Regions from separate parts of the Homo sapiens genome. Here region 2 is linked to region 1. The links are chromatin loops, found by intact Hi-C in ENCODE. Cell type or tissue: heart left ventricle. All regions are shown on one strand. Links, peaks and the distances in the headings refer to the core of each region. The heading gives the core; the rest is flanking DNA.

Region 1 (5,380 bases), core at 309-5,308:
ATGGCACGATCTTGGCTCACTGCAAACTTTGCCTCCCAGGTTCAAGCAATCCTCCTGCCTTAGCCTCCTGAGTAGCTGGGATTACAGGCGCCCACCACCATGCCTGGCTAATTTTTGTATTTTTAGTAGAGATGGGGTTTTGTCACGTTGTCCAGGCTGGTCTTGAACTCCTCACCTCGGGTGATCTCCCCACCTTGGCCTCCCAAAGTGCTGGGATTACAGCTGTGAACCACTGTGCCCGGCCTGCCTTGACTATTTCAAGAGGGCAGCTTCCTAAAGGGTGTCCAAATAGTGCTATTCTAACAATGGCCAGGGGAGGAGGTACTGAGTAACTGTGACCCCAGACACACAAGATGGCAACAGAATGGCAGATTCTATTGCCATTGCCCTCTGTCAATCTGGAAATACTTTGGGAGGTAGGAAGAAGTAGGAAGGAAAAACAGTCTGGAAATATTTGGGGAGATGAAAACGAGTGAAGAGGTAGAGATACTTGACAAGAAACAGGGCCCCAAATCTCAGAGTCACAAAAAAGTGAGTACCATCAAGGCAGAGAGGACATTTTAGGATTTTAGCTGAGTGATTTCACTCTCTTGAGTCTCTTAACCCATTTTGTCCAAAGGGCCAATATTTTGAAGATTTTTACTCCATTTTGATAAAAATGAAGGAATTACATTTTCCTAAAGCCCAAGTTTCTCTAATGAGTAAGTGAGGCATTTTGGAAGCTGACTTGTCTGTGGTCACTTAGTTTCCTCTGGTTCAGGTCCTCATGATCTAATGAGAATAATCTATGCTATTTCTGGTATCTTAGAAAGTTGATGTCTCCCAAAGTGCCCAGAAGATGTCCAAGAAATGATTAGGAAATCACTAGAATGTCAGGAAGACATGATCTGAAAATTTCCCTTATTTATAGAGTGAGAAAAAAAAGAATTACTGAAAATCTCCTTCCCATCATCCAGGACAAAGCCAGGTAGAAAGCTGTATAAAACCTAAAAGAGCAAGTCAGGCTCTGGGCTGGGAGCTGCACGGAAACTCAAAGTTGGGGTTACCCACGTGTTTGGAGGAAAGAGTGCTGAGCTGAGGGGGAGAAGTCCTGAATTCTGGATTGGCTCTCATTTAGTCATAGCATTGTGTCCAAGTCACCTCCCTGTGTTTTAGTTTTCTTTTTCCACAGTAGGGTTCAGGCCATTTCTCTTCTCATTCTCACACGAGGATAGAATGAAATGATAGATGTGTAAGTGCCTAGTGGGGAATAAAGTAATATATGTATCTGTATATATATAAATAGCATGGGGTTTTCTTTTCTTCTAAAAGTGAAACTCGGCTTCATAAATTATTTAAGCCTCTCTGCTGGATCCACCCTTTGGAGAAAAAGACAGAAGGGAAAATACTCCCAAAGCCCAAAACGCTTCTGATGCTTATAACTGGGCTCTACAATTTGGTTGTCTGAAAGCTGAGACTAAGCTTGAGAGAGAAGCACGTTTAGGAGCTCCACAGCATAGGAATTCTGCAGGATCCCTATTCGTTCTTTTCCCGGTTGTAAAGAGCTCTTTTTTTTTCCCAAAGAGCACAAGAGCAAAAAACTTAAGTGCGGAAGTCACAAAAGCAGGGAAAACTACAGCATGGCCCTGAGAAGAGGAACTAGGTCAAGCTGCTCTCCCTCAGAGAGAGGTAGTGCCTGTTCCCAGGACAGCTCAGGCTTCATGACACACAGAGACAGAAGCAGGCTGGGAGCATGGATGGTTTCGGGAGTATATGGGGGACAACGAGGCATAAGCCGTGAGCAATTTAAGAGAAATCGCTTCGTCTCTCAAGCTTTTATTCTATGTTCGACGTCTCTCCCCCAGTGGATCTGGTCTAAGTGACTGGGTGTCAGTGCTTAGGGCCAGGGGCCCAACCCCACAAATAAATATTGCCTGACGCTGCCTGATAAACATGAGAAAAGAAAAGGTTGGCACATGTCCCAACACTGTTTCCTCTTATGTTATCTTACACCAAAGTGCAGAGAGCACATGAAATTGAGAGAGCCATCAAAACCAGAGTCTGGTTCAGGAGGTGCTCCTTCCCCTAACTCTAGGCACCAGAGAGGTTAATTCAGAAACTTGAGTCAGGGTTGAAAAGGGTGTGAAAAATGCCATGCTGATTCATGCAAATGGTCCCTTTTAGCTCTGGTCTCTTAGGATGGAACCACAGGAGAGCAGGGGCAGCCCCCTGTTGTCCCTGGCCAGCTTTGGATAAACGGGAACAGATTGGTCATCATCCGAGATTTTACCTGGAGTCTTCATGTACCGCTTCTTCTGGCCTGTCAAAAAGCAAGTGCAGGTTTGGATGGCAGGGAACAAAGTTGACGAGGAGGCTGAACACTGCATGAAGAGAGGACCGAGCCAATGAGAGAACAACGGCAGCAACAGAAAACCAAACAAACCCTGCAACAGACCTGACGGGGGATGAGTCGCTGGACGTGGATGAGGTGGGCATAGGGCTGGATGGCGCCGAGAACATGGGCCAAGATGGCGAGAGGGGTGAAGTTGGGCTTGGATTCGGGGGGCTGCAAGACATAACAACCAGAAAACTTGTCAGCACACAGGGAAACCACAATGGGAGCACAGGAGGTCATGGGAGGCCAGATGACGGAAAGCTGGGCAGAGCAGAGGAGCACCGAAACCCAGGGATGTGCTGTCAGGGCCATGTCACATTCCTCCAGACCAAATCTCCACGTCCAAGTAAACGTCTGTTCTGTAATTCCTCGGAGTATAAACAGGCTTTGCCCTGCAGAACAACTGCTTTTCAGGTGATAGAAGCTTCTTCGATCATGTACATTGGCGACAAATGCCCTGAGCCCACGCACATGAGTTCCCACACCCACGTGCTATCACCAGCCTTGTTCTGAGGCAGGGCTAGCTTATAGCGAGCCTTCAGCTTCCACTCTTGTGGGAGTGTTTTTCAGGTTACGTCTCAGCAGAAATGACCATGTTTTTTTTCTTCTGGGCCACAAAGGCCATTCGGTGAGAAAATAATCTCCTGTTTGCATTTTTAACTAGATGGGCTGTGTGCCACTGGAGATCTGAAGTACTGCATGAAGAAGGTGATAGCCGATGGAGGTGAATACAGATACACCTCTTGGGAGACGGCATGCAATTACCAGCAGAATGCGGTTCCTCTGAGGTTTGCTGCCTGGGCTTGCCCTTTCTCCTTTCGTGGAATTTGGGCATTACGATACTCAAAGAAAAAGCCCCAGAGGGAAGGCAATGAAAAAAACGAACTGAAACCTTCAATTTGTTCATTTTGTTCCTTGACGGGTAGCTAATCAAAAGTTTGGAGAGGAAAGGTTGAAATTACTCACTGAAACGTGGCTTGTGGATTTTAATTGGTTGTGTTAGCCCTTTGACTTATTTCCACAAATGACACAAGCACCTTCACAACTCTGTGAAATCATACATCACAAATAGTGCAAACACCAATGACAGAGAGAAACCAGTTCAGCCACACCACCACTTGCCACTCCTGAATCTCAGCGGACTGCTGAACTATTTGAAACAAGCCCTTCATGGGGGCAAAAATGACAGAAATCCGGTTCAAGGGGAACAGACTTTCTAAGCGTACTGCAATTTAGCAGGCACACACAAATGTCCTACTTACTGGGACTTCCCTAGGGTTATACCAATTCAAACATGAGACCCAATAATAGCCCTAATTACTTACTGTTGTAACACCTATAGACAAATAACAGCAAAAACCACAGTGTGAGTTCATCAGAGAGGCTCAAACTAATGTGACTGATAAACACTTTATTAAATTCCATTACGTATATTTTTAGAACATAAATTCCATGAGGCAGAGGCTTTTGTTTTGCTTACTGCTGTATATCCAGTGTCTAAAATATCCAGTGTCTGTAGGTACTATATTTAACAAATCATTACTGAGTAAATTAATGAGTCTCATTTACCCACGCAACAAGCCCACAAACAAGTACTGCTATAATTCCCATTTCACAGATGTGGAAACCTGGGCTAAGCTGAGGCTTCTCTAAGGATACCCAGCCTATAAGTAACAGGGCTGAGGTTCAAACCTCATCTGCTGATTCTAAGCCCAGGGCTCCTGCAGCCAGCGTACTCCCTCTGACATAGCAGGACTTGCCCTGTTCCTCTAGCCTGTGCCAAGCTTCTTTACAGACTCAGTCATAGCATTAGAATTCTTCTTAACCACTGATTCATGTGTTTCCTTTAGATACCTACCCTATTTGCAAGGGAAAATGACAATACAGTGATAGAGAATCACAATAAGACTCAACATATTCTAAATTCCAACAAAATCCCCAATCCTGCCTCCAGTGTTCGGTCTGGCGGATTCATATAGCAGATGGCATTCATATAAGAGAAGAAATAAAATGTAAAGAGTATGACTCTTTAAAGCTTTTTTTTCTTAATCCAGCAAAAACTAGTCATTGAGCACTCAGTATGTTCAATACAATAAATGATATTTGCCAAGGTCCCTTGACTTCAAGAGCTTAAAATATATTTGACAAGAAGCGACAGATTTAAAAACAACAGTAATGTAAGACAGTAAGATCCATCAGTTGAGGGCTAAGCTAGTACTAGCTTAATACCTGGCTCCCCCTTGACTCTGTCTTGAGTCCTAGGAAAAGTGTCAACTCCTCTCTACTGTGCAGTCTCCATTTTCTTCCACAGTTGCTGCTAGTCAGAGAGGCCTCACTTTCTCAGTCCTCTCAACACAACCCTGCCCCACCAGACAATGACCTAGTAGGCAAGGCCTGGCAACAACTTTCAAACCACAGCCCAGCCCAGGAACCCAAGCAGAACCAGGGACAATTTGGAGGTTCAAGAGAACAGCCCAGACCCAGGGGCTTGTACCAATCTGTTCTTTTGGTCAGTGGTTACCACAGGACAATTAAAAAGTCCTTCCAACTTTTTTTTTTTTAAATGACTTTAATAAGTAGGAAACACCTCCAGCTTCCTATTCCATCTGTACCAAGAATTATGCCTTTGGCTAATGGCATAGTTTGGAACATATTCTGTGAACACAATGTGGGTTCTAAATGTTTTTCACATCCTCAGATATCTAAGTGGTTTTTGGCCAGAACTACACGGCTGAAATTATCTGGGGGTGCGGCTGGAATGCAGGATATTCGTAACTATTATAATAACTTACTCCTCAATCCCCATGTCAATTACCGTAGTATCAACTGCAATTTTTTCTTCTGGAGACGGAGTTTTGCTCTTGTCGCCCAGGCTGGAGTGCAATGGCACAATCTTGGCTCACTGCAACCTCTGCCTCTTGGGTTCAAGCGATTCTCCTACCTCAGCCTCCCAAGTAGCTGGGATTATAGATCCCCCCCACCATGCCTGGCTAATTTTTTGTATTT
Region 2 (5,380 bases), core at 76-5,075, 79 kb after region 1:
GTGGAATTAGCAGATCCATAAATACCAAGCTACTGTTTCGCCTTAAGCTGCAAGTCACAGTGGTCAGGGATGGTTTGGCCTCTGCAGTCAGACAAACCTGGGCTGATCTTGGTTCTGCTTCTCATTCAGTGGGCAGCAACACCTACAGCTACACGGACCTCACCATCACTGACGCTGACATCACTGCCATATCATCACATCAAATACAGGAAAGGAACTTAAGATCATCATACAGGTACAAAGCAAACAGGCTTTGGAGCTAGACAGAGTAGGGTTCAAATCCTGACTTTGCTACCTACTAGCTATGTAATCTCAGTCAAGATAATTAACCCTTCTGAGTCTGTTTCCCTTGTGCAAGCAAGGATCTAATACCTGCCTTGCAGAGCTACTGAAAAGACAATGCACATAAAATGCTCAGTGCAGTATGTGGCAAAGAGTAGGCATGAGATGGTGGTGGTATAAATGACAATAAAAACAGAATTTGAGCACTTATCATGCTCAGTTATTTACATGGATTATCTACATGGATTATTTTACTCACAATAACCATGTAAGGGAGGTACTATTATTCTTGCCCTCTTGAGATGAGAAAACTGAGACTCCTTGAGATTCACTGATTTGTCCAAGGTCACATAGATAAGGAGTGCAGCTGGACTGGGACCTAGATGGCTTGACTGTCTGGGTCTTAAGCACTTGTGGTCTTTATAGCTACTATTAATTTGAGAGACAGAGGACAAAATGGGAAGACATAAGTTTTGGAGTCTGGCGGATCTGATTTTAGTCACTTACTAGCGCTGTGACCTTGGGCAAATTATGTAACTCTCTGACCTTCAGAGACCTTATCTGTAAAAAGTCCCAGGACTGTGGTGAGGACTGACACGCCTAATACAGTTTGACATTCAGTGTTCAAAAGATATTACTGTAGTCAATAAAAAAGGAGACACACAAGAAGGGAAATAACTGGAGATTCAACAATGGATTATTTGCAGTCAGGACATGAGGATTTAATTTATAAGTGTAAATATAATTACTGTTCTTTGCAAAACATTGATCTTAACTGTTTACAGCAATGACAGAATTTCCTGTTCTTATTCCCTTGCACTGTCTACAAAATTTAAATTTCACTGATTCCCCCTCTGGCCCATCTTGACATTGCAGAGCATTGACACTTGTGGAATCTGTTCTTATCCATGTCACATACACATTTTTAGACCTTCTTCAATCCCATCTGTCACATGCGCCTGCAATTTAAAAGGATTAGGAGTCTCCCTGTAATGTGTGTGGTGTACTCTTTATTATGTGCTGTGATTTTTATGGGAGGGAAATTAGGTCATGACGAAGAGCTCCTAGTCTACAACTGCAAAGTAGCTCTGAGACAATAAATCAACAGCAGAGGCCTGGGGATTACAAAGCAAAACAGAAAGGTTTATACGAGAAATGAGACTGAGCATTTTCTCGAGACACAAATGTACCAGGGTCCCTAGTAATGTGGGATTGGTTTGTTTGACGCATTAGGAAAGTAGACCTACAACAGTTGAGCACAGCTCACTCCTTCTCATGACAGACAATGGGACCGAGGACTGCGTGGTGCTCTCAGAGAAGCCATAAACCCAGCACCTTCACAGTGGAAGCCAGGCAAGTCTTAGCAGGGCTTATGTATTGTAACTGTTAAGAAGCCAAATTCAGAGGCTGTAACTGCAGAGGTTTTTTAAGGACAGTTGGAAGTCCTATGTCCTGTTGATATCAGCATTTTGGCAGAGGGATCAACAATTTAGAAAGTAGTTTGGGTAGTTGTATTAAAAATCTCTCAAAAGGAACCAATTACATTAGTAACTGAGGGTATATATAGACAGCTTGGGTAATCCATGGAGAGCTGTGATTTTCCATATCTCCAGAAAGATTCTATTTCCTGTTCTCTTTGCTGACAAAGATGGATAGATTAAAATACAACAACAATCTCCACCTTTATTTGAGTAATATTAAAGGAGCTTCACAATTCAAACAATTATTGGTTTATCTGGGATTTATTGGGGGGAATATATGTGTTCAAATGCACAACCTACCTTATCACATTAATGAAGAGTATCTTACACAGCACTTGTCACTAAAAAAAGAAAATAGCCCTGTGGCAGAAGCATTCTAGCTCAACACCCAAGTAAATCTAGCTTGCTTCTGAACCCTAACAAGGAGAGGAACAAAAAGAGTACAAGCAAGAACCATTGGAAGGGAAGTCAACAAAAAATTTAAAAATAAAAATTGATGAACAAATTACAAAAGCCATGACCACAGGACAAGATTAGCTTCCTGAGCAGGCAAGAGTACCAATGACTATTTCAACATAGTGAAGCATCCAGTCATACCTTTTTATTAATTTTGCATATCAACAACTGTTTGAAATATCAAAGAAATAAAATGCGACTTCTAAACACCTGTCAGTTGCCAAACCAACTATATTAACTAATGTACATTTTGTGCACAAAGTCCAGAACTAGTCCAATGGATTTCAATGTCACCAATATTTTGGTAAAAGCAGATCAAGGCAGATTGGTGGCCCAAATCAACTCAAATTGAGCTAACTACATTGTAAGTCACTAGCATTTTATTGGGAATGCGAGGTTGCTTAGGATTTAGTGCTTAGTCCAGGTGTTAAGTGGGGGTCATCCATGATTGCTAGCTCCTCTCCTTGACATCTGAGGTTGAAAGTTAACACATTAAAAAGGGGCACCGATCTTTGGGGATTTCTGAGAATTAACAGCTCAATGATCAACACTCCCACCTCTTCCAAAGCTAACTGATGGACTAGGGAAGGAATTATTATAACTTATTTTGTCAAACATTAATAGGCATCAAAAGAGGCAATGCTGGCAAAAGCCTGTGGTACATAACACATGAACACACACATATCCTGCTCCATGTACAGAAACCGTTTCGAGTGCCACAGCCACAAGACACAGCATGGATTGTTACAGAACAAGTGCAATCCTACTATTATGTGTTGGAATTTAATAGCAAGGGGACACACACACACATACACTAAGTAGCCTGAAATTTCATGTTGAACCAAAACTATGAAAAGCAAGCAGTTTGTTTTCTTGATATGGTTGTCCTTCTTAAACATCTAAAATTGTCATAGTCATTAGCAAGTAAGCGTTTAAAACACTAAGTAAAGGGAAAACCTTGTAATAAATATAATTTCTGGGCTTTGAGATCTTGGACCATGACAGCATTCAATATTTTGTTTGAAAATCTTAGCTGGAAGCATAAAAATATTGGTTGCTTTAACCATAACCTTAAGTTTTTGCCTACTTTATGTTTTAAGACTCAGTGTGATAAGGTGTGAGTTTGGAGAAAAGATTCTGTTCATACGGAAATGGTAATTTTGCATAACTGACTGCTACCTTAACATAGCGTGGGAAGAGCCAAAATCTTTGCCATCTGAGCTTTCAACTCAGAAACTTGACTGTAGCTAAAAAGAGCTACACCATCAAATCTACTCTTTAGTTCTCATATAATTCAAGGAGAGTCCACGGTAAGGAGTCACTAATAGGAAATGATGCTATGAGCTAGTATTTCCCCTTAGGAAGTCTGGCAAAAAGAAACAAATTAAGAATCTCTCTCTAACCTCCAAGCAAAGCCTGTAGGTCAAAGGTGACACTATCTGAGCTGCAAGTTTAGAACAGTATGGTTAACTCTATTGTGTTATTTGTTTAATGTGTGATTTTGATGTCAGCAATCAAAGTACTATTTGGTTCAGCTTCCAAGGATGTCTTTCTAAAGTGCTGACATAATCATTTTAGCCTCCACTTGGAAACTTCTGAGAGCTCCCAGTTTTCAGAAGTCAGTTCAAAACCTTTTCCTATAGTTTTCAGGACCCTTAGCAAATGGACTGAATCCAACTCTCTGGCATCATCACCCACTACTTGCTAACAACCCACAGTCTTTCACAACCATGCCATTTTAATACAAACAACTTGATTAATGCTGCTCCTCTGAGTGGCTGTCCCTCCTATCTCTACTCTTTCTCTGCCTAGAAAACTTCCATTGATCTGTCAGAGCCCAATGCCAGTAGAATTAAATTATTTATCCTCAGTGATGCCATAACACTTTATTCATCTTACTGGAGGTCATTTAGCACACTGTATTATAGTTAGTTCTATCTTGATAAAATGGGAGTGCCTTGAAAAATGAAGGACCTATTTTACTTATCTTTGGCTAATGGTAGATATTCAATAAAATGCTTACTGCACTGAAAAGAGATTAACTAGAGTAGATTTTAATAGCTTGGGTTCTGAGAGTAGTACTAAGTTCAACCCCTGTTCCTCTCCTAATCAGCTGCTTCTTAAAGTGTCTGCACTTCAGGCTTATAATTTGTAAAAACAGAGCTAAAAATATCAATTTTATAGGGTTGCTGTGAAAATTGAATGATGGATATAAAGCTGCTTAGCACAATATCTTGTAAACAATAAGCTGTAAGTAAAAGTTAGCTATTACTATCATCATTATTATTTCTGGACTGTATTCATTTAAAGGATTCATTAATTTTAATTGAGTAAACAATCAGTATGTATTACCAACATGGAAAAAGAAAAATTTCCATGAGCCCCCAAACATAATATCATATCTCCTAGCTGTTTTCCTCTCTGTCTCCTCCTAATCTAGGATATTTATTTCCCAGAATTGTGCCAAACACTGCTTCCCTCCCAGGTCCGTGAGAGAGGTGGAGGACAGAAGTTCTGGACCATTGTGACAGGGTAAGCATGTCGTTAGTGCACTCTATCTGACCAAACACAAGTTGTGTGTGAAACACATCACTATGGCTCCCAGGAGGAAGATATAGATGGATTCTCTGGGTTGGGGGGAGAGGGTGTTTCTAGACTTGCAGGTACTATCTTGAGGATGTGTGGGTGTGAGTGACAAAATAAAGGAGATCATGTTCACTATTAACCCTCAGCTGAATGTCTAATGTTAACCCTTGGAAAACAACAGAAAGACAGGTAGGCAAAGAGAGAAAAGATTGTATGCCTTAGCTAGTTAGAACACAGAGGTCTCTTACCTTCTATTGAAAAAGAGGTGTTTTACCAGGTTAAAGAAACTGAATTACCCACTTCTCTTTCCTTTTTCTTTAATGCCAATCTTAAAAATGTTTTTCCAATTTTAGATATTTATGAGTTGGTTCTCCATACCAAGGCTCACAAAGGGCATTTAAGGGCTGAAATTGTCACTACCACCAGATGCCTGAGGCTCCTGGTTGAATAAAAAATGGCAATGCAGAGAGGAGGCGGAAAAGCACTCTCCATAAAAACACTGGGTTGCTACCCATGCTCAGCACAAACCACTGATAAGAAAGCAGAGTCATTCCTAAAGGGAACTAAATGCAAAC

Evidence for each region. Hi-C counts contacts between places; a loop is a spot of excess contacts. Peaks named below come from ENCODE experiments on the same cell type or tissue, not always from the same donor. Only the 100,000 strongest peaks of a DNase experiment are listed, where the experiment ranks them.
Region 2: it touches region 1 in a loop (2.2-fold over the local background); 5 of 110 quality-filtered maps call a loop at or near these places.

Annotation. Positions count from the first base shown.
Region 1 is chr5:143,204,363-143,209,742 of GRCh38, reverse strand. It overlaps ARHGAP26 (Rho GTPase activating protein 26), which reads right to left. Exons shown (of 23, transcript NM_001135608.3): 21 at 2,435-2,545. Among named protein-coding and RNA genes, the nearest start is that of ARHGAP26-IT1, 15 kb to the right of the region's middle. RefSeq lists enhancers at 2,008-2,507, 2,617-2,726, 3,147-3,256. In heart left ventricle, for the core only: no CTCF peak of the experiment used is centred there; no DNase peak of the experiment used is centred there; H3K4me3 peaks cover 379 bases; H3K27ac peaks cover 1,164 bases.
Region 2 is chr5:143,124,852-143,130,231 of GRCh38, reverse strand. All of the region lies in intron 18 of ARHGAP26 (Rho GTPase activating protein 26), which reads right to left. It overlaps LOC124901098 (a long non-coding RNA gene), which reads left to right and starts at 4,660. Exons shown (of 2, transcript XR_007058980.1): 1 at 4,660-5,380. In heart left ventricle, for the core only: no CTCF peak of the experiment used is centred there; no DNase peak of the experiment used is centred there; H3K27ac peaks cover 1,574 bases.